Regions from separate parts of the Mus musculus genome. Here regions 1 and 3 are each linked to region 2. Evidence: chromatin loops called from intact Hi-C (ENCODE). Cell type or tissue: left cerebral cortex. All regions are shown on one strand. Links, peaks and the distances in the headings refer to the core of each region. The heading gives the core; the rest is flanking DNA.

The links. Peaks named below come from ENCODE experiments on the same cell type or tissue, not always from the same donor. Only the 100,000 strongest peaks of a DNase experiment are listed, where the experiment ranks them.
Region 1: a loop joins it to region 2, with 2.2 times the contacts of the local background. A loop is called at or near these places in 2 of 42 quality-filtered maps.
Region 3: a loop joins it to region 2, with 4 times the contacts of the local background. A loop is called at or near these places in 6 of 42 quality-filtered maps.

The regions. Positions count from the first base shown.
Region 1 is chr17:71,870,698-71,878,264 of GRCm38, reverse strand. It overlaps Alk (anaplastic lymphoma kinase), which reads left to right. Exons shown (of 29, transcript NM_007439.2): 27 at 3,189-3,323; 28 at 4,057-4,147. Among named protein-coding and RNA genes, the nearest start is that of Gm30140, 92 kb to the right of the region's middle. In left cerebral cortex, for the core only: CTCF peaks have their summits at 3,956 (motif pointing right) and 5,079 (motif pointing right); a DNase peak (open chromatin) is centred at 3,998.
Region 2 is chr17:71,777,015-71,784,581 of GRCm38, reverse strand. It overlaps Clip4 (CAP-GLY domain containing linker protein family, member 4), which reads right to left and starts at 2,635. Exons shown (of 16, transcript NM_030179.3): 1 at 2,513-2,635. Gm30140 (a long non-coding RNA gene) reads left to right here and starts at 1,900. Exons shown (of 4, transcript XR_001782175.2): 1 at 1,900-2,811; 2 at 2,905-2,979; 3 at 3,113-3,233. In left cerebral cortex, for the core only: a CTCF peak has its summit at 5,688 (motif pointing left); DNase peaks (open chromatin) are centred at 1,403, 2,044, 2,572 and 3,425; H3K4me3 peaks cover 1,572 bases; H3K27ac peaks cover 1,124 bases.
Region 3 is chr17:71,689,941-71,697,507 of GRCm38, reverse strand. Togaram2 (TOG array regulator of axonemal microtubules 2) reads right to left here. Exons shown (of 20, transcript NM_177087.4): 5 at 6,771-6,982; 6 at 5,872-6,062; 7 at 1,765-1,811. Among named protein-coding and RNA genes, the nearest start is that of Togaram2, 20 kb to the right of the region's middle. In left cerebral cortex, for the core only: a CTCF peak has its summit at 3,541 (motif pointing left); DNase peaks (open chromatin) are centred at 2,511, 3,542, 3,919, 5,186 and 2 more places; H3K27ac peaks cover 1,149 bases.

The sequences.
Region 1 (7,567 bases), core at 1,498-6,497, 93 kb before region 2:
GGGCACAGATGCCCTTGGGCAAAGATCATCATTGGCACGCAGTTTACAAAAGAGAAAAGAAGAGAAGAGCAGCCTATCTCATTCTCAATCAGAGGATGGAAAGACAAACGGACAGAAACTGCAGACAGAGTAGTATAAAAAGGCTACACTAAGCCTACCGTCTCAACTCGGAAAGATGTTCGTCCACATTTAAAACTTTAAAATAATTTTACAATGCAAAAATATTGATGGAATATACAGTCGTAGTTGTGCATGTCTTCACATGTTAAAAGTGGGAGATGCACTCTAAACTTCAGTGGAGGGGCCAAGAGGAGAGCGGATGGGGAGGAAATATGTCTATATTTGTGTATTCAAGAAGAAAAGGCACGTTGGCATCAGGAAGGCAAAATAACACCCAGATTCTCTCAAATGATATGACACATACCTGCAACCCCAGCAATCGGAGTGCCTAGGCAGAAACACTGGCAGTTTGTGGCCAACCTGGGCTACATAATGTCAGGCCAGCCTGAGCTACAAGCAGACCTTGTCTTGTCTTTTAAATAACAACAAAAGATACTGCAATCACCAATGAGTAGCTGTCTACATTTACCCATCTGTAGACAGGCAGAGAATGTATAGTGAAAACTCTTCAGGCCTCTGCTTTGTTTGGATGTTTTTATCTGTTATATCGTTATTTGCTGAAGTGGAAGAGGGCTGTCTTCTTTTACTTTTAGAGATCGGAAAGGCCACAGGAGAGGGAACAATCCATGTTCTTGGTGATAGGTTTATTTCACCAACACAGCAACAGTGAAAGCTGCGCAGTGAGTGCTGTGCGGAAGGCGGCTCCCTCTTCCATGTCAGGGCCGTGTTTTCTAAGAGCAGAATCTGCATCGACATACTAGAACGAAGATGGATTTTCTTTCTCTGAAATCTGATCATCAAACTAAGAGAATAAAACCGTCATCCAGACAGAAAATATTATTTCTGGAACCTAATAGACGGTGTCTCAAACGTCCTTTAAAACAAATAGCAGGGAAATCAAAAGACAATTTCCCAAAGAGGAAAATGTCTTATTTGATGTCAAAACACAGACAGAAAAAGTAAAACAGAATATTCTCAGTGCAGAAAGCAAAGAGGTGAGAGGAAGTGGTGGGTGTGTCTATTAAAGACAGCCCCACCTTTAATCAAAAGCCAGAGGGAACAGGGCTTATTTTATAAAGTGTTGGAAGAGTCCTTCAGACAAACAAGCCAATTTTGACCCTTCTCTCCCACTGTACATAAAGTCTAACTGAATTCGAGGAGAGGGGAAAACAAACACACTAGAAGATAGCAAATATGCAGCCTTTGGTAAGGAGAAGATTGCAAAACTGGGGAACTGAAGTCACGAAAACTTAAGAAATATATTTAACGACTTGAAAATGAAGGCCATCATTATACTAAAATATTAGTCATAAAGCAACTAATAGAAATTGTGGCTAGACTCGGCAGTACATTCTTGTAATTAGAACTCTTTAAGGAGTGGAGGCAGGAACGCCGTACTCTCAAAGCCTGCCTGGCTACAAAGCAAGTTCCAGGCCAACCTGGTTTACTACCAAACATTGAATTTAAAACAAAGGAAAATGGGACACAGGGCTGGAGACTGAACTTGGTGGTTAGAATGCTTGCCCAGCGTGTGTAAGACCCTGGGTTCAATCCCCAGCCCCACCTTAAAAATCCACCAAAAAATAAGCATCTTTGTTTTTGATAAAAGATTAACATGTTTAAAACATACAAAGAAGGTCTACAACTCAAAAGGCAAATTGAGATACTACAATAATATGCCCTGACAGATAACCTCGTGCAAAAGACGTGAACAGACAATATATAAGTTTAAAAGTAATGATTAGATGAACAGACTTCATTAAAACACTCTACCATATAAAGTCACGGGTTGCCATATTTTCCCAGACCTGAATTCAATGCCCAGAACATGCATTCTGGAAGGAAATATCATTGATTTTTTACCATTCTATTAGTTTGAGACTGTTTATCTAAGGAACTTGTGGTAACCCATCCTGCATTCCCAGTACTCCAGAGGCAGGGGGATTTTGAGTTTGAAGCTCGCTAGGCAATGAAGCAAACTTGAAGCCTCAAGCTGTAATACAGAATGAGACTCTGTCACAGAAAAAGTAAAATAAAATTAACTAAAATCAAAGTGCAGGAAGATGGCCACTCAAGGTTCAAAATATTTTGAAAACCGAAAGAAGTGTGATAAGGGCAACCATGTTTCATGGCAATCGAGTATTTCACAGACATTTCACATCCTAGTTGTAAGACTTTTATTTTTAGCATGGAAAGCAATGGTGCTGTGATGATATGAGCAGAATTATCAAGGCTCCATAGCCTAGAAACCTAGGCACAAAGCCCCACCAGAATGAAGAACATGTCAGCAGGAGCCGTCTTTTAATAGAGAGTCCTGGGTGGCGCTTGGTCATTCTCTTCACTTTTCTGAACCTAGAAAGTCCGCTGGGACTGGAGAGAGAGCTCAGTCAGTGACGTGCCTGTAGGTCACAGGAATAAAGATCTGGCTCAGTCTCCCGGAACCCAAAAGAAGGGAAGAAAGGGCGGAGGCTGAGTGCTGGCATGGATGGGGGGACAGGAACAGGTGGACCTCTGGGGTTCACGGGGTTCATAGTCAGCCTAGCTTTCTTGGTGAGCCCTGGGCCACTGAGAGACTGTGTCTAAAAGTATTTTATAAAGTTTCTTTTTTATTAAAAAGGCAAATTAGGAGCAGGGGAAATGACCCCATGGTTAAGAGCACTTACTGCTCTTACAGGGTACCTGGGTTCCAGTCCCAGCTCCCATATTGAACAGCCCACCCCTGCCTATAACTCTAGATCCAGGAAATCTGGCACCTTCTTCTTCCCTCTATGAACACCTGCAAATACACACAGACAGACAGACAGACAGACAGACAGACGCAGAGACAAAGATGAGAAAGAGATTTAATAATTCTTAGAAATTAAAGTAGATGGTTTCTAAGAAACAATATTTAAGATTATTGTCCTTTGACCTCCATGTATATGTGTGCAAATGTTTGTATGCATAAGCCTACACACACACATGCACACAGGAAAGGAGTCCTTTGTTACAGAAAATGGTTTAAAGGAAAACAGTAAGAACTTAGGTTTCTCTGTGTGTGTCCACATCACTATCTGTTCTCTGCCCAGGTCTTTTGGAGTGTTGCTATGGGAAATATTTTCTCTTGGATATATGCCGTACCCCAGCAAGAGCAACCAGGAAGTTCTGGAGTTTGTCACCAGCGGAGGACGGATGGACCCGCCTAAGAACTGCCCCGGGCCTGTGTACGACCTTTGGGAACTTCCTACTAGAACCTGAGCGTGGTCTTGTTTTTATTTGGATCTGCAAATGCGCCTTTAAAATTAAAGTGAAGTTGGTAGCCTTCTTTTCAGATGTCCCGAGAGTGTCCCAGAGACTTCTGTAAGATGGGTCAGTTTTCCAGCCCATCAAACACAATTATGTTATCCCAGAAAGGCTAGAGGCTGCAGACCCACTTCTCCTACATGTCTCAGTTGCCTTTAGAAATGTGTACCCCAGACCCACCCAGTTGGCCCTGCACTCTTAAGTATATCTCCCTTAAATATCACCCCCAGCATGCACACACAAAAAAAGAGAGAGGGGGCAGTGGTGGCACACGCCTTTAATCCCAGCACGCGGGAGGCAGAGGCAGGCAGATTTCTGAGTTCGAGGCCAGCCTGGTCTACAGAATGAGTTCCAGGGCTATACAGAGAAATCCTGTCTTAAAAAAACAGAGGGGAGGGGTGAGCTTGTCCCCTATAGTGTTTTCTGTCCCCTATGGTGTCCCTCACCTCCTTTCCAAAAAACAAGATGGGGAATAAATTACTTCATCCTAAACATGGCTTTAGAGAAGTGGCATTTGATGTAAACTACCTGGGTGTCTTTGGGGATGATCCCCTGTCCCACCAGCAGGGGGCAGCATAGATCAATCAGGTGGACCTACTTGTCTCCCCTTCCGGTGCTTCTCCTGACTTTTCATTAAGGCGCTCATCCTTTCAGATACCGGATAATGACGCAGTGCTGGCAGCATCAGCCTGAAGACAGACCCAACTTCGCCATCATTTTGGAGAGGATCGAATACTGCACCCAGGTATAAATGTTTTCTCCCCTTGACCAGCCTCTAATCTACACGGGGAAACTGTTTCAAGACACCAGAGAATAATGCTAATTGTGAGACACGGTATTCCTGATCCCGGAAGTGACAGGATTTGCATCCCACTTTGCCAATGTCCTACAATAAACACTGGAAACTTCCCACTTTCATGTCACAGGGCCAGACAGAATCTATTCAATTCGCAAGCAAAATGACATCCCTGCTAGACAGCTAATGTTGTGTGTTCTTCTTAACAATTAAAGTATAATTGCATCATTCCCCTTTCCTCACTCTGGCCCCTCCCATCTCCAAACCCACCCCCTAACCATGTTCTTCTCAAATTCATGGCTTATTATTATTATTATTATTTCATATGTATATAAATACTGTCTGCAGAATCTACTTTGTATTCCATGTGATTTCATACGATTTCAGAGCCAACCACTTCTATTGGATAACCAATTAGAGAATTCCACTCCGGGGAGAATAATTCTCCCCTCTCAGCTATCATCAGTTGCCTGTAGTTCTTTGTCTAGGAGTGTGGCCCATGATATTTCTCCCTTTCATGTTAGCGTGTCTGTTGATGTTTGGTTCTTATTCAGTTACTCATATTGTTGAGGTATCAAGGACAGCTAGGCAACTACTTGTTTTGTAAATGAAACGGGATATAAAGGAGAAGAACGAAAGCTCTCAAGAATTACAACCTGTGAATTAATTCCCATTAAATAGATAGTAATTACATAATAGCTAAACCACTCTGGAGAGATGTTCAAACCATTCATCGGTAGCACTGGTATGGACTTATACTATATAAGTTGCTTTTCTATGTTTTTTTTTTTCAAAGATTTGTTTTTATATTGTTTGGGAGTAAGTTTGCCTTACATGTATGTTTGTGCACTACACACGTGCAATGCCCATGGAGGCCAGAAGAGGGCGACAGATCTCTGATCTGGCATTTACAGCCACCAAGTGGGTCCTGGGAACTGAACCTGGTTCCTCCAGAAGAACAAAAAGTGTTCTTAACTGCTGAGCCATCTCCAGCCCTGGATTTCCATGTTATTTTTATTTTGCTCTCGGGGAGGGTTCCTTTTATCCCATTTTATAGAGGAGTAGCGGGCTAGGCTAAGAGACAGCCCTCTCGTGCTTCCTCCCGTCTGGACTGAATCGTGACTGTTCATCTTTGTCCTCAGCAGACTGTACCTCCCTACTCATCATCAGCTAGACAGGGGAATAGAGGTAGTGGCGGGAGGATTCTTTCCCTCCCGTGTCTCACACAGACCCAGAGCATCTTCCTATCACGGTCTCACCAGCGGCCTCTCAGGACTTTATGTCAGTGACCAGTTTTTCCTTTACTGTATCCCTTCTTTCCCTCCCTCCCGCCTCTGATCCTGTCAGCATACAAAATTAAAGTAGCATCCTCTCCCTATGCCCTACACCCCCACTTGAGCCTTGTTCCCCAATTTCACTTCTTCTAACGTTCTCTCCCACCTACGAGTTGCCCCCTCTGACTCCCTGGTATCTCCCTAACATGGACCTTTCCCAACTTCATGGCTTTTCACAGTTGCTCTTGTTTGTTAAGTCCAGTTTGCACCACCTGTACGTATTAGCTAGGGTTACTGTTGCTGTGATGAATCCATGACCAATGACCAAAAGCAAGCTGGGGAGGAAAGGGTTTATTAAGCTGACACTTCCATAACACAGTTTATCACTGAAGGAAGTTAGGGCAGCAACCTGGAGACAGGAGCTGACGCAGAGGTCATGGAGGGTGCTGCTTACTGGCTTGCTTTTCATGGTTTGTCTGCTCGGCCTTCTTACAGAACCCAGGACTAGGAGTAGCCACACACACAATGGGCTGGGCTCACCTCCATCCATCACTAATTAAGAAAATGCCCTACAGGCTTGCCTACAGCCAGATCTTATGGGAGCATTTTCTTAACTGACGTTCCCTCCGCTCAGATGACTCTAGCTTGTGTCAAGCTGACATGAAAACCAGCCAGCACACCTTATGTGCACGAGGATGGGCTCATCTGCTACACACGGGATGCCATCAGGTGTCCGTGCCACTGAGATATTTTAGAAAAGTCAAAGAGTGAGCCACTAGCTCTCTAAATTCCCTCAACTGGGACCAAGGGCTGACACTTTCTGCAAACTTCAGCAACGGTGTGTCTAGCCACACTGTTCCAGTCCCCTCGTGGGTCCCAGCTGTGAGGGCGACCTGCCTTCTTCATCTAGCTGGACTTCAGTGGCCATGTTATTGGGGGAAATTGAGGATGTATTAGGGAAGCTTGCTTACTGACATTTAGTTTATTATATTCTAACAGGAATAGAATACTCTCATAAACACAGATACCTTCACATACCTTCTTTGGGGGTGTTTTCTCCAAAATATATAATATCTTTGCGAAGGCAGGTGGTTGTACAGCTGCAGGCCGTAAAGGACTGACTGTGGAAGAAGCTGGCAATAAGTGAAATGGCTTTTCAAAAGATATGTGTAGTTGTTTTCTTAAACCTTTTGCTGGTGGATACTGGACTGGTGTGCTATTCTGTAAAACCTAAGTAACGGAGGTTTTCCCTCCATTTGCAAACACTATTACTGAATTAAATTTCCCTGGAGCTTTCTCCCACACACTTTCCTTTAAACCCATGGCAACTGCGTCTGCTCTCGTCTTACAGTCTGTGACGCTGACAGAGATCTAGCATGAGCCAGGTTTCTGAATGGGCAAATGAGCCTCTGCCTGGAACAGCTGCACAAGCAAGGAGACCACACAACACAGAGTCACCATCAAATACGAGGAAAGCTGCAGGCGCTTAGGGAAGGAGCAAACAACATCCTCTGTGAGCCAAACGTGGCGTCCCTCTTCCCTGCCTCCTTCCCTACAACAAAACTAAAGCCACATTATCTTTTGTCTTTGAAGATTGCAAGAGTATTTTTGGAAATAGACCACAATATTTTGAAAGTAATGTAAAAACAAAAAAACAAAAAACAAAAACAAAAACAAAAACAAAAACAAAAAAACAAAACAACAACAACAAAAAACGGGCTGGTAAGATCGCTCAATGGGTTAAGTAAGATTCTTGCTTGCCAGAATCAAATGACCTGTTTGACCCCCAGGACCCAGATAGTGGGAGGGCAGAGAACTCCATAGGTTTGTCCTCAACTTGCACACACACACACACACACACACACCAAGGCACATGCATACCTGCACACATATACATACACACTATAAATTAAATCTAGTAAAAAACTTTTACATCTGTAAAAGGTGCCCCAGGGGCTTCTGCTCTGCCCCTCCCATCCCACTGCCCCCAGGCATGGGTGCTTATCCCCCAACCCCTAAGCACTGGGACCCCTCTCCTCCTCTGGTGAGATTTCAAGAATAGTGGTGCTCACTCTGTGCTCTGATACCTAACTGT
Region 2 (7,567 bases), core at 864-5,863:
CATATAAATTAAAAATAATTTTTTTTAAAACTCATAAATTAATTCTGGTTTTAGATTCAGACAGAATTTCCAACAACTTCTGAAAGGGTCCTAATTATACATGTATTTATTTGTGTATATTTATAATATTTTCCATTTATATTCATATAAAACAGCACTGTCAGCACTATACATCAGTTTTATAAAATGCTGAAGATGTTCCATACCCTGTAGTACCAAGGGTCCGTCCAACTTACATATAAAATTGACAACCAAATCCTCTTCAGCATGCAAATTTGTTTTCATCTTTAAATAGCAAAATCATATGTATATCTTTGTTTCAAGATAAATATATGACTTCTTGTCAATAAATGTTTGATTTGTATACCTATTTTATTTACCTGGGACTGTATGATAGACCCTGCTTTAGCTCTATCTGAATGTTCAGAGGGTCAGTTTGCACGTGGCTAACCAGAAAGACATTTCATCTACGGACATTCCCCTGACCAGCACTGAAGGAAAGCAGTCTAGCTCACTCTTCAGAGAACAAACAACTTTCAGATGCCTGAAATGAGAAAGTCTGATGTGCCAAGCAAGCTTGCAGCAGCATAATTATAAATAATTAAGAGGACGGTCAGACTAAAAGCAGCCAGATGCTTAAAGGGTTTTAGCTAGAGACAGAAGTTGATTCTGTCAGCTCAAGCTCACTAATACGTATTTCAAACCTTCAACTGTTATAAGCAAACTGATACCACTATAATCATCGCTTTTTTAAAAGGCCTTGTTGTTGGGATTGTATCTGAGAAACAGGCGAGTGGAAAGAAGTCCAAGGAACAATGCAGTGTCCTAAAGCTACAAAACAGATATAAACACTTTGGTTGTGTCAAGAGTCAATCTTTGAGCCTAAATAATGGTTAACAAATGAAAGTGTTACCCCCCCCCCCCAAATGCATCATATTTATGTTCAAATGAAACCAGGATAGATTTGCATCGGCAAAATGTAGAAAGCTGGAATCCGGCCATTTCCAAGTCTCTGCTCTCCTTCCAGTCTCTGCGTCCTACGCCACCCGCTCTGCTGCCCCACAGTCAACTTAAACTGTGCCGCAGACTCACTGACAAAGGTCAAAGCAAGAGTCGACTGCAACCAAGTATTTGATGAAGGTCTCCACTGAGGAACACGCTTCAGAAGAATTTCAAAGGCACTGTTTTTACGCTATGCTAAGGTACGATGTACCTACCCACAGTGCAGCCTGGTACAGTCACCAAGTTACTGTCCCACCTCACAGCTGTAACTAAGAACCAGTTCATCTAATCCTTGCGGTTCCGCAAGCACGGGACAGGTCTCACTGGGCTCCCACCCTCCTGCAACTTCTCAAGGCGAATTAGTATGAAGGAATCTCAGAGCAGCAAGGCGAGGCGAAGCCAGTTCAGTTTGGAACACGCATGGCCACGGGTTTCTTAATGATCTAAGTCGGAGGAGGATGCGAATGAGAACATGATGAGCCAAGCTTATGAGAACCCACCAGGGTGCGCAGCCCCACGCGTGGGAGATACTCCGGGGTTCCGGGGAGCGCGGGCCTCAGCCGGGCACCCATCTCAGCCGGAGAGCAAGCGACACAAGCACCCACTTCTCCGCCCGCCGGGCCGCGTCCTGGGAGGCCTCCGGGCAGCTCGGTGGGGCCCGCACCGCCAACCGCCTAGCGGCCGGCCCTCCCGGCCTCCGGGTCCCGCCGCCCCCCAGCGTCCCGCCACCTGCCTGCTCCGGGTCCCCGAGGAGCGCCGGCTGCGGACGCGGGGCGCAGAGGCCAGGCGCAGGGGCGGGCGGGCGCGCTCCCGCCCTCCCGCAGGGGTCCCGTGGCTGCCGCCGAGCCTCCAGCCGGGCAGCAGCAACCCGCCGCCTTCCACGCCGCGCGCGCCGGAACCGGGCCCCCCACGCGGGTCGGCGCGCGCGCAGTGCAGCCGCCTGGGCTGCGCGCAGGCCTCGGCCCTGGGCCCGGCGCACGCGCCTGCGCTCGCTCGCCTCCTGCTTGCGCCCCCTGTGCCCCCAACAGGAGGAAGGTCTGGCGGCGGCTGCACCTGCTGTGCCCAAACTCACAGTCCAGTGGCCTTTCCCAGAGCCCCTGCGGTGCCATGCACAAATGGGGATCTGTCCAGAGAGGCACAACCAGGCTCTAAAAGGAACCTTGGCTGGCCAGGATGGTGATTTGGGGCTGCAGCAGGCACACCCTCCTCTTGCATGGTCTTAGTTGGCCCTATTTGCCACCCCCCTTGCTTTCTAGCATCCTGGGCTGGAAGAGTTCCCACCTACAGCATCTGGTAGGCAGAGACCACATCTCACCCATGCATAGGGAGGCCATGTATGGCCTAGGGTAAGATCCGTCAGTCAATTATCTGTTTCCAGGTCCTGCTGTGAAAACCCCTCTCAATACCCAACTGAGCAATTACAAAGGAAGTGTGCCAGCCAAAGGGAAGAAATGAATAGTCACAGGGCACACTTACACATTCCTTAGTTTTCTGCTCCCTCCTCACCTACCTCATACTTCTCATCTCTTCCATCTTCTCATAACCAGAAAGAAGTGACATTGAAACCCTAGCAGATGTGGGCGCTGGCATTTCTAGTTCTTCCCCATGCTGCAGAAAGGTGTTGGTCTTTAATAGGGAGAGCTAAATGTGACTGACAAGTTTGTAAACTTGAGTTAAGGATGTCACAGCCAAGCTCTTCGAGGCCTCACAAACTGTAACCCTGTTGGTGTTTCTTCCCTATCGTGTGGTAACTAACTTGTTGAGAGACCATATGAATGGATGTCCATCAGCATCTCTGCCAGCCCAGAGGTAAGTGCACACCACACCCCAGAGCACTTTTCCAGTTCGAACTGTTGGCTCTGGAGGCTAGGAAAACAAACACAAATACTTTCTCCTTGCTAGAGTCCTCACAACATTCTCCCACCAAGTGACTCTACTTGGATACTCGGAAGAAGAAGGAACTCGCTAACTCTTAAGGTAGCTTAGACTAGCCTTTGGCAAAACATCCTTCCTTGGGAGCTAAAATCTAGGGTTGTTTCTGCCATGGATGTTGTCAAAGAACATCTAACTCCAGTTCAAGAGAGAACAATGAGCATTCTCTGTCTCTCAGGCCGTTCGTCGATAGTGCAGTTGGGACCCTACTCACCAGCCGGTTGAAGGACTCCTCGGAGTGCATCCTGGCTTGTCTTGAGCCTTTCTAAATGAGATTCTCAGAATGGAACGGCGACCTGGTAAGTACCGAGACGAGCCTGCCACCTCTGCCTACCTCTTGAGCTTCTACTAACTCAACCCAAGATATCCAAATAGTTGTTTGAGGCGGTCAGAGCACAGTGGAGAACTGGGTGGGGCACAGGGCCAACTAAAACTCAGGGTGCTTATGCAGTACTAAATTCCACCATCCCACACCCCTGGGCAGCTGCCAGGTTCTCTTTCCCTGCAGACTCTTGTCTTCATGCACTCTTGAGGATGGTAATGTAACACAGATGCTTATCCCTCCCTCGGAGGACACCACACACACACACACACACACACACACACACACACCCCTTTCCCTGTTTTTCTCACACCCAATTCTTGCCTAACCCACCCACCTCCTCAGCTGGCTAAAAGAGAAAGCAATTTGCCTTTTGTTGGCTCTAAGTGCCACTGAAACACGGAAACCCATAAGGATCTGTTGTAACAGGAGCTGCTGGTGATATTTTCCGAGCGACACAGTTTACTTTTATTGCTTTTTTTTTTAAAGTATCCACCAAGATACCACTATTAGTAGGTGATGGGGTGTGGCAAGCTGAGTGGTACTAAGCTATAATGAAGATCTCTGTTAGAACCAGCCAGACTACTGGCTCTTCCTGCTACACCCAACATACACAGTACACAGGCAAATTCCAGGGACAACAAGTCACCAGGGAGAGTCTGCCACTCACTTAGCTGCCTTTATTCCAAAACCTGAAACTACTCCTTGGCCATCAGGAACACAAGCCCTTGTTGTTGGGCTATTCCCTGGCACATACACACACACACATATCACACAATGTTTTGCAGCTAGGTCTTGCCAATTTAATAACAAGGAAATGGGACAATTATATAGGGTCAAAATTTGGAGTTTGAACTAGCCATTGGAATGGCGAGGCAAATGGACTATAATCCATCACAGGTGCTGAGAAGAATATCACAATGAAACAAAGTGCCACAAAGAGACAGCATCCATCGACGATCAGTACCAAAGAGAAGAGGAGGCGTGGCCAACTTTCTACTATACAGAACACTACCCATAATAAAATTTGTCTCCAATACAAATGAAGTGGAACAGAAGATACAGTAAATATGATCTGAAAGTCTCTCAAGACATTGTTTGGCATCACCTACATAAAATATCCTTGTAGCGATTGGGGAGGGCCCAGAGATGCCTGAATGATGAGCAGGGAATCACTCAGAAATTCAGACATTGCTCGTCCTCACTCCGCGCATTGGGCATCATTTGGTATCATTCAGGGAGAAGAGAGAGACTCACTTTCCCAAAGTGAGTACATGAGAGACAGTCTTCTGGGAAAGCCAGGCGGATGGGAACTCAACCAGCAGGGATGCTTACAGCACTTAGCCGAACCCGAACTCGCAAAGTCTTCCTCTCTACTGTATTCACAGGCAACGGGACTCTCTGCCTGGAACACCCAAAGAAAATCAGCGCATTGTTAGAAGGAATTAGTTCAGCAAGACGTCCAAATACAAGATCAATTTGTAAAATCCAACCGTTTACATCAGCAGCAAATAAGCAGGAAGGAGACAGTGAGACACGTCTCATACTCACAGCATCTGGGGTTAACCTAACAACTTTTCAGAACTTTATGGAGAAGCTCTTAAAACTCTATTAAAGGACATTAAAAAAAAAAAAAAAAAAAAAAAAGACTGAACAGATGAAGAAATAGGCCATTGTCGGGATGGCTTCACACTGTCAAAATGTCAAGCTGATCTCTAGACTCAGTATTTGGTTATAACTAAAATTTTAAGGTGTTCAATAAACATAAAATACGTAAGACAAATATAACTTTAAATAGGACAAATGTCTAAAAGCAAGACCAAAAGAAGGAGATTTGCTATACTAGAAATTATGTCTTTACTATATCATAATAAAAATTATTGGATGCTGCTCTAGAAATAAACAGAAAAATGACCTAGAAGGTAGAGCCCTGGATAAGCATGTCCTTGGTATACATAAAAGTGATACCACAGCCAATGATTTGAAAAAATATGAATTATATATAGGACAGAGTTAGTCAAACAGTCTTATTTAATAATGGAAACAAAAAGGAAAAGAAAGTGAGGGAGATGCTGGAAATCTGCTGTAAGAATGTATTCCTAATGCACACTGGGCTCCCGGGGGCACAAGTGAACTTGTTATGCTGGAGGGCCTGGGGTCAGTGACAGAGATGATGGAGGAAATGCCGTAGAACAACTTCATCTGTTCCTATCAGGAAATAGGACTAACAAAGAACCATACACATTTGTAAATCCTTACAAAATTCCTCCACTGAGTGGCCACAGGTAACCTCCAATAAAAAGAAGTGGAGAGACACAGCTCAGCAGTCAAAAGTGCATTCTGCTCTTGCAGAAGACCTGAGTTTGGTCCCTGCATCCAAGAAAGACCAGCTTACAGCCGCCTATAACTCTAGCTCCATCAGATCCAATGCCCTCTTCAGGCCTCGGTGGGTACTGCACCATGCATATACCCAAATGCAGATACACATTTCAAGATACTTTTTTAAAAAGAAAAATGAAAAGATGTGACAAACTGAAAGAAGTTTGTGACATGTATAAACATAGCTAGGAATTAGTACCTAAAGCAACAAAAATCAGTCGAAAAACTAACAAAAAAATGAGGAAAGGGTAACAGTAGACAGTTGACTGGGGATGTGTCTTGGTTTCCTTCCCTGTTGCTGTGACAAAATACTTTGACAAACACAACTTAAGAGGGAAAGGAGTTATTTTAGCTCACAATTCAAAGATCCATCATCCCAGGGAAGTCAAGGCAACAGAGCTTGAAGCAGCTGGTCACATGACATCCCACTCAAGAAGTAAGAGATGAATGCTGACACTAGCTCCCTTTCTCTATTTTAGAATCTACTGCCTGGAGAATGGCTCTGCCCACAGGTAGGTAGGCTCTCCCACATCAGTTAGCATCTTCAAGATAGGCATGCCCTGTAGGCATCTTGTAGGCATGCCCAGAGACCTTGCCAAGCAATTCGAGATGCTATAGGATAGAAAATTAACATGGTGGCTGAGAAAAGGCCTCCTTAAGATTGGGCTGTAGGTAAGCCTGAAGAGCATTTTTTTTATTATTGATAATTTATGTGGGAGGGGCCCAGACCACCATGGTCAGTTCCACCCCTTGGCTGGTGGCCCTGGGTTCTATAAGAAAGCAGGCTGAGCCAATGATGAAGTGCAAGCCAGAAAGCAGCATCCCTCCACAGCTTCTGCATCAGCTCCTGCCTCCTGGTTCCTGCCCTGCTTAAGTTCCTGCCCTCACTGCTTTTGATGATGAACTGTGATATGGAACTGGGAGGGAAATTAACCCTTGCCTCCCCAAGTTATCTTTCAACCTGGTACCATCACAGCAACAATAACCCCAACAAAGACACACAGGCTATCTAGACTGTCCAAAGAAAAGCCCAGAATGACAAGCAGTGGGATGGGCAAGAAATAAAAACAATCACAAAATGTCCAGGAAGTGGGTGGACTTAGAATGTATAAGTCACCCTGTCTCAGAAAGAAAGAAAAAATAAACCACATGTTCTCTCTCTCTCTCTCTCTCATGGATTCTAGCCTACAATGTATGCATGTATGTGTGTAAATAAATGTACTGTGGGCACAGTATAGGAAAAAGAAGGATGCCCAAGGAAGAGTGATATCAGGCCATGAAGAAGGACTGACTGTAGTGGTGAAGATGATATAGAACTAGTTGTTTTTCTAGTTTTAACTCCTGTGGTTTTTCTGTGTGTGTGTGTGTGTGTGTGTGTGTGTGTGTGTAAGTATGTGTGTCTGTGTGTTGAATTCATGCATAAAAATATAACTAAAAGTTAAAGTATAAAAGTGATATATAGAGATAGGCTTTTCCCTGTCAGAGGCAAAAAGGCATAAAGATTATTCCCCCCCCCCCAAAAAAAAAAAAAAGATTATCCCAAATGTTGGCAAGGATATGGAAACCTCCTGCACGATTGATGGGTATTTAATGAGAGACACACACTCTGTAGCACAGGGTAGCAGCACTGAGTGTAGTCGAGACACACTGCTATGTATACCTCAGAGAATCCCCTAAGGGCTTCTCGGTGGGGTTTCCAGGAAGGCAGTCTTTCACAGGATGATCTGTCTAATCCTTGCCTGGATAGCATCCCTCTTCCTGATCCTTAGCACAGATTTTTATCTCTGTGCTATAGACAGAGATATAGATGGGATAGGTAAGTGTGGATGATATAGATATATCCAAATGCTTCCTCATCATCCACTCTGTGATATGCCCAATATAACACATACAAAATGTAACCCTCCCCATGACCTTGCCCATATAGATACA
Region 3 (7,567 bases), core at 880-5,879, 87 kb after region 2:
CATTCACTTATTCAGAAAACAATAACTGCACATTTTATTCAAGTGGACAGAGAGTGGAAAATCAATCAAATTAAATAATCCTTGCCAAACGTTTATACCACTCCAGCAGAACCAGAAGGGGCCTGAGAGTTTTTGAACATTAGTCTAAATCCTCTCATTTCACAGATGGAGAAACTGAGGCCCAGCAATCTTCTTCTCCAAACAACATCAACTCCATAGCAGCTCTCCATCACCCTGTATTTTCCCAATCGGTGGATTTAAAGGTACAGACAGAATGAGTCCCCTAATTTCCTCCTGCCCTTAAACGTGGGCATTCACCACCTCAAAAGAGCTGGCTCACCAGGGGTTCATTGAAATTGGGGCTGCCACCTAGGGATGCCCAGGATGGAAAGGACATTTTGAGTGGTCACCATTTCTTCATGAGGGGTCCTTCTGCTTGTGGCAGAGTGAGGAAGGGTTAAGAGGTCAAAGATGTGGGAGGAGGCACAGATGTTCAGGGGCCAAGTGCTCAGGGTGAGGTTTGTGAGAGTGCCACAAGACGAAAGACAGCATGGCAGCCCTTCTGGTTACTATTGAGCAGTGTCACCCCAGCTGACAGCCAGCGACAAACTGTGCTCTAAGAATTTTCATATATCCAAGTTCTTACCCACACCCCCAAGAGACACCGAGAAAGCCTTGTCTGAGCAGGCTGTCCCTGTTTATGGACACCTGATGATGACATGGTCTCCTGGACCAAACTGCCATGCCAGCCATCTGAGGGCTAGCACATAAGGACATTCGAGGTCTCACGTGTATCACCTCAGGCACCCCAGGCACACTCCACACGACTGAGCCGGGGAGACAGGAGAGGTGCCTGCCTTCAAGGTGTAGCTGCCAGGCTTGCCTCTCAGGCCCAGCTCAGAGCCTCCAGGGCAACAACCTGCCACTCTGCCAGCCACCTCACTTGCTGACCTGATTAGTCAGGGACCTGCCAGGGAGCCAGTCACCCTCCCTCCAGTCAGCTGAGCAGAAGCTCTGTGCGGCCTGAGCTCAGAGTGCCCCTCACAGACTGTGCCCTCCTTGCCTGCCCCCTAAACACTCTCCAGCCACAGTGCAGCTTCCCTCCATCCACAATCTCGCCCCAGCAGCAGATGATCAGCCCAGAAGGGATGACCTTCCACATCCATCCCCCTCCCTTCTCCCTCCTCCTTCTAGAAAACTGCCCTCCCCCCTGCCACACATCCACTCTCTGGTTGGCCCTGCTCCCCTGACCTTTGAATCTGCTGAGAGCAACTGCTGAGGCTTTTGAGCAATGGTTTAAGGTCTCACTCTGTCCGGTGAGGGTATCTCTATGCGCTTTACACAGAGCAAGAAACTGCCACTTGCTGTGTCAGGCCCACTCTGCCACAGGGCAGCCCTGAACGCAGGTCTAGCCGAGCTACTTAACAGTCTCCAAGAGAAGTCGCTGAGCCTCAAGGTAGCCTGGATCAAACTACTCAGCCTGGGTGACCTGTTCATCCCCCCTCGTCAGGATGGTCATGTGATACGTGAATTGGTGTGCATCCTGGCGCTCAGCAGAGCCGGTGCCGATAAGTACCGTTGCCTTCCTGGTTCCTGGCACAGGCTTATTACCACCCTAAAGTGTGATGACTTCAGCTTTCCCGCTGATCTGTGAAATGAGAGGCCTGGCCTGAGGGCCCTCAGGTCTCCCCTGGCCTAATTCCATAACCCAGAACACGGAGGCACAGAAAAGGGAACAAGATGAGTCCTCAGGGGAATACGTACCCGGAGATTTAGGGGTCTTTTCCAGAGGCCCATTCTCACAAGTCAATCTTAAAAGTAAGAGAGAGAAAACAACTGTGAGAGACACCAGGGCCAGAAGCCCGGGGTTGCTCCAAGGTGGGAGATGGTGTGATGGACAGAGATGGGCTCATTTCCTGTCAGAGTGGCAGGACATAGAGCTCCTGACACCAAGACTGGGTTGATTGATTATCAGCCAGGCCAACCTGGGAATCCGTGACCAGGGCTAGGCAATTCCCTGGCTCTGCAAACATCTATTCCCTAGGTCACAGCGTCCACATGAAAGCTGCTGTCTTAAGTTAGACTCATGTCTCTGACTGTAGCATAGCTGATGGGAAAGCTTGCTTTCTCCCCACAGCTCCAGCTACAACCCTTGCCTTGGCCCACGCTGCATGGCAAGTGTGCCAGCTGCTTAGCCACCTTGCCTCCCCCACTGCTCCCCACACTTTTTAAAAAATGGATGCAGATGCTGTCCCGTTCCTGGCTGGGTTGGTGTTTGTCGAGAGGCACCTGCGAGTGCGTGCATGTGGGGGGGGGGTTGCCCAAGGTGAACGCTGAGGGTCTCCCTCCATCTCTCCGCTACGTTTTGAGACAGTCAGTCTCTCTCACTGAGCCCACAGTTTGCTGTTTCAGCTAACGTGGTGACCCAGCTTGCTCTGAGGATCTCATCTGCCCCTCTCACACACTGGGGGCAGAGGTGGATCCTGGTGGCCACCAGCTCTCAGGTGGTCCTAGGGACCCAGGTCTTGTGCGTGCACTGCACACTTTCCCTGCATGTCACCTCCCCAGTCCCACAGTAGGCTTCTAACATCAGAGCTTGTCTCATCCCCACACCTAAGAGCTTTAAGATGGGGATCGGGTGAGGACTCAAGGCCCCTCATACTGAGCCAGTCTCACAAGCAGACTCTTTGTAGCTTCCTAAAGGCCTCTATCATTCCTCCCTGAGTGTCTCTGTCCTCCATTTTGTGCTGTCCCTCCTTCAAAATTCCCCCTAAGAAATCAGCCCAGCCTCATTGAGGCGCTTTTCTATTGGGCTTCCCGAGAGACTGGTGAGGCCTTCTATCTCACCTCCAATCTTACTGAGCTTAGGCTCAATGGTTTACCCTCAAATCTCTCTCATCCCCCCAAAATGTATTCACCCTGGTTTCCAAAGCACCCAGCAGATAGTTGGTGCTCAGTAGTTTTTTTTTTTTTAAGTGAATAAATGATTAGGCAGATGAAAGAGTGAAGTGGCAATAGGGGGAATTTTCCACCTATTTTCTAGACAGCCTTACAGAGGTGGGGAAGAGAGAGCCAAATTGCAGATGGAGAGCTAAGGCGGGTGTGTCCTATGTGATTAATTCCTGCCAGGCCCCTAGCTTAGCATCACAGGTTTTTGAGATATGGCCCCTGACCTATAAAGTGCAAGTTAAAGAATAGAATGAGGTTTTAAACAAGACAAGAAAAATAAAATGAACAGACATTTAAAAAAAAAGAAACAAAATCAATTTAAATAGCCAAGATTTATTAATTAAATCAATGAAACAATGGAAGGGAGGTAGGGGTGGACAGGCAGTCTCTGCCATGTGGACAAGCAGAGGTGACCCCTTCCTGTCCTCCCCAGCCATGAAAGCCAGGTGAGGCCGAGGTGGAAGGACCTTATTGATGTGCAGGACAGAAAAGTGCCACGGAGGAAATGGGGCTCTAGCTCAGGAACCAGCACACCCACAAAGGAGTCCGCCGGAGGCCTACAGACAGCACAGGAGGAGGAAGGCTGCCCCCTGGAGGTCAAACCAAGCAGGCTGCTGGCAGCAAAAGGCAGAAGAAAGCCAAAGACCACTGAAGGGTTGCCTGAGGACGGGACTCAGAAAGGGGAGGCTGAACAGCAAGGGGCTGGATAAGGCAGATCGGGTGGCTGTCTGGGTGAAGTTAAGAAGCAGCTGTGAAGCCGGGCAGTGGTGGCACACGCCTTAGATCCCAGCACTTGGGAGTCAGAGGCAGGTGGATTTCTGAGTTCAAGGCAAGCCTCCTCTACAGAGTGAGTTCCAGGACAGCCAGGGCTACACAGAGAAACCCTGTCTCGAAAAAAAGAAAAAAGAAGAAAAAGAGGCAGCTGTGAGTGTAACATGGGAGGCAGCGTGGGAGGCAGCGGCGGGGACAAGAAACAGATGGGAGCTTCTGTGTGCCTTGTTATTGCAAGGACAGCATGGGGAGGGACACTCAGTGAGGCACCAGAAGCACATGAAGCCAGAGCCAGGCTGCTGAAGTAGGCAAAGGGCAGCTCCTCCATCAAAGGGCAGTTTGGGGAAGCAGGAGGTGCCTCGTGTTGCCATGGTAACATGCATTCCCTTCCATCATACTTCCTCTAATGCTGACCAGCAAGCCATGAAAAACCAGAAGTCCCAGGGAGAGTGTGGGTCTCCAGGGGGAGGTCAGGCCATGGCAAAGTCACCCAGAGCCCAATGACCCTGGAGATCATAGCCACGAGGAAAGACTCCAGGAAAAAAGAAAGAAAAAAAAAAAAACCAGGAATTTTGAGGATGGGCAGATTTGAGCAACAGATGAAAGGCATGTAGGAGAGTGCCTGGAAGATCAAGACATGGGTATAAAACCAAGAGAAAGAGGAGAAAAATGTCAACCCTAGCCACAGCCACAAAGGTCATGAGAGGCATTGGACAGAGATCGAAGACTCTGTCACTAATGCTACAGAGAGAGGGAGAGAAGCTGTGTGCCAGGAGAAGCGTCCCGTGGTAAGGAAGGCCAGTGCAGAGGTGAGTGTGAAGGTGAGGATGGAAGAGAGCTCCCATCCAGGAACAAGTGCAGGGACATGGTCCCACAGTCTAGCAGGGCCCAGACAAAGATAGAGACATGGCTGTGACCAGAGAAGGCAGCCCAGGAAACAGGAGATCTCGGAAAGCCAGAGAGAAATGGAAGACTTTGGAAGATCAGGCCAAAGAAATGCAGGAGGAGGATGTGACAACCATAGGTGGTGATTTAAGTGACAAACGTGCCCCAGAGTCTTGGGCGGGGATGGGGTGGGGGGTGGTAGTGGCAATGTTTGAATAGTGTGGCCTTGCCCACAGGAGTTATGCCATTTGCAGGTGGGCTCTGGGATTTAAAAAGCCTCAAGCTATTCCCGGTATTCTCGCTCTGAGGGTCAAGATGTAAGCTCTCGGCATCCTGTGCTATGATGCCTGATGTTGCCCCACCACCGTGGGCTCTTACCCTCCAGAACTCTCTGTCCGTGTAAATTCTTCCATAACTTGTTTGACCCTGTGTGGTGTTTTATCATAGCAACAGAAATGTACACTCATACGCCGCACCGGGAAAGGCAGACCTATAGTGGCTGAACGCCCACTCACATACATTCCCAGACACTCACATGTGTGTATACAAATGCACACACAGACACAAACATGATTACAGATGTACACTCACAGGCATGTGCCTAGGAATTCTTACATACCCAATTGGGGTATCAGTCTGGGCTGGCCACTGGATGCTGATAGCCGTCTAGAAGGCTCTGCCTGTCTTCTTTACGAGCAGATTCATGATAACCTAGAGCCTCTGCCCCAACTGTTTCTGGGTATGAAGAGCCTTTTGAAGTCCAAACATTTTATGAAAAACCCATATACCCACACATATGTATATGCAAACATACACACACATGACCACACACTATATACATTATACACACATTATACATGATAATAGTGGTGGTTTCAGTATCTGTCAGTTAAGAAAATACAAAATAAGAGAGAGCCACCATGGGCTTGACCATGCCCTAAAACAATGTGTATTTTATTCATCACTATGGCAACTGTAGACATTGAGAAACTAGAAAACAAGTTACTGCCCACATTACTGGTCATGAATGCCTTCAGAGCCAGCCAGAGTCCAGGATCAGAGGAGCCGCAACAACAATGCTGTGGTCTCCGCATGTCTGCCATTCACAAGAGGGGATTTTTACCCTTTCCAAACCTGGTGCCTCAAGACTGTGCCAGCCACGGTGACTCAGCAGTGAGGAGCCCAAGGGAAGGGGGGTGGGGGGCAAGACAAGTTACAGGAGAGATGACCACAAACAGACTTGAGATTTTTAAGTAGGCCGCTTACCGCGTATGTGGGGCCTTTGGTCCCATAAGCACATCCTGGCTTGGACACAGGGGGCTGGGCAAGGAGCCAGGCCTGCAGGAAGAGGTCCCTGTGGGCATCCGGGCCTTCGGAATGGGTGGGATCACGAGGCCTCCTAAAGACTTGTGCATCTTCTCATCAGCGCAGTGTAAGTATTGCCTGGAAATCTGCACCTGTGAGGGGGAGGGAGCCTGGTCCTTGGAAGCATGACTCACACTGTACTTTCTGCTCCTGGTAACCTCGCACAAAGCATCTCCTGGCAGCTGGTGAGAGGATGCTGGGAAATGTCCTCTTGTTTCCCTTTTCGGTCTCTTAGCCCCACTCCAACCCCTCTGGGAAGGTCACCCCTTCCCAACCACTCCAGGTAGGAAGACTGGCAAGCTTTTCCGTCGCTTTAATTATTTTTTGGATTTTAATTTTTTTTTAATCTTCTCATTTCAGAAAAATCTTTGACTGTGTAGAGCTGGAAGGGACCCTCTAAAACCCCCAATTCAAAGCTCTGCTTTTACAGATGTACAAAACAGCTCTGGGAAGGCGATGCCAACGCCTTCCTCCATGCCAACAAGCTGGCATTAAGCAAGAGATGAGCAGAAGACCGGGAAAAATCCCAAAACATGAACACCAAAGAAAGCCTGGGTCCACCAACTCCAGGACAGAAAGGATTGTAGCCCCCATACCTCTCAGGCAACCACACACACACACACACACACACACACACACACACACCACTCTCAGGCCAGATGTAACAGCTGGAACGCTACAGGGAGACGTGAAATGAGGGTCTCAATGCCACCCTGGTCTTGAGGACTGTCTAGAGACATTTAGCCGGGGCACAGGGACAAGAGTTGATAAAGGAATGGGGAGCCACAGAGCTGCCTTACCTCCTGGGCACTGGCTCCCGGGTCCTGGAGATCCTGTCTGCCTCCAGGAGGGTCCAGGTCCTTCTCCTTAGCACTGTTGGCCTCAGGGGTGGTGGGAATGCTCTGGATGGGAGGCATCGGCCTGGGTACCCTCAGGAGCCTCTGTGAGGTGGTGCGGGGGATTGTGCTCCGCAGAGGAACCCCTCTGGGGCCTCCCACCGGATCCAGAGAGGCTGAGCAGGGGTAAGATGGGGGAAGAAGTTAGTACCTGGAGCACGGAGAGCTGAGGGTGATTGCTGTACTAACCTAGGCCTCACATCCTGGGAGAAGAAGGGATGATGGAGGGGGAGGGGAAAGAGCTGGGCTCCCTCCAGCCTGGCACCCAACATCCACCAGATCACTAGCTAAGCAGCGGGTTTTGCGGGTCCCTTTTCATTTCCATAAAACATGGTAGAAATGCAAATCAAAGTCAAAGATGGTACAGGTGGAAAGACAAGAGCAGTGTTGGGCTAAGAGAGAGCTAAGAGAAGGCACAGCTGGCCCTGGATAGACGGCATACCACCCTTCTCATCCCTAACTTCAGATGGAAAATGTCCCTCCTCAGACCATTTGGAGCACTCTCTCCCAGCTGGCTGTGCTATTTGGAGCAACCGTGGAGCCATCAGGAGATGAGACCCAGCTGGAGGAGGGAGGAAGTAGGTCGGTCACTGGGGATAGACCTTTGAAGTCACAGCCCAGACTCTGGGTCCAACCTTGTGTTCAGCTTCCTGACAGGACCAGCCTCAGCCTCATGAACCCACTTCCACGAACGGAGTTCC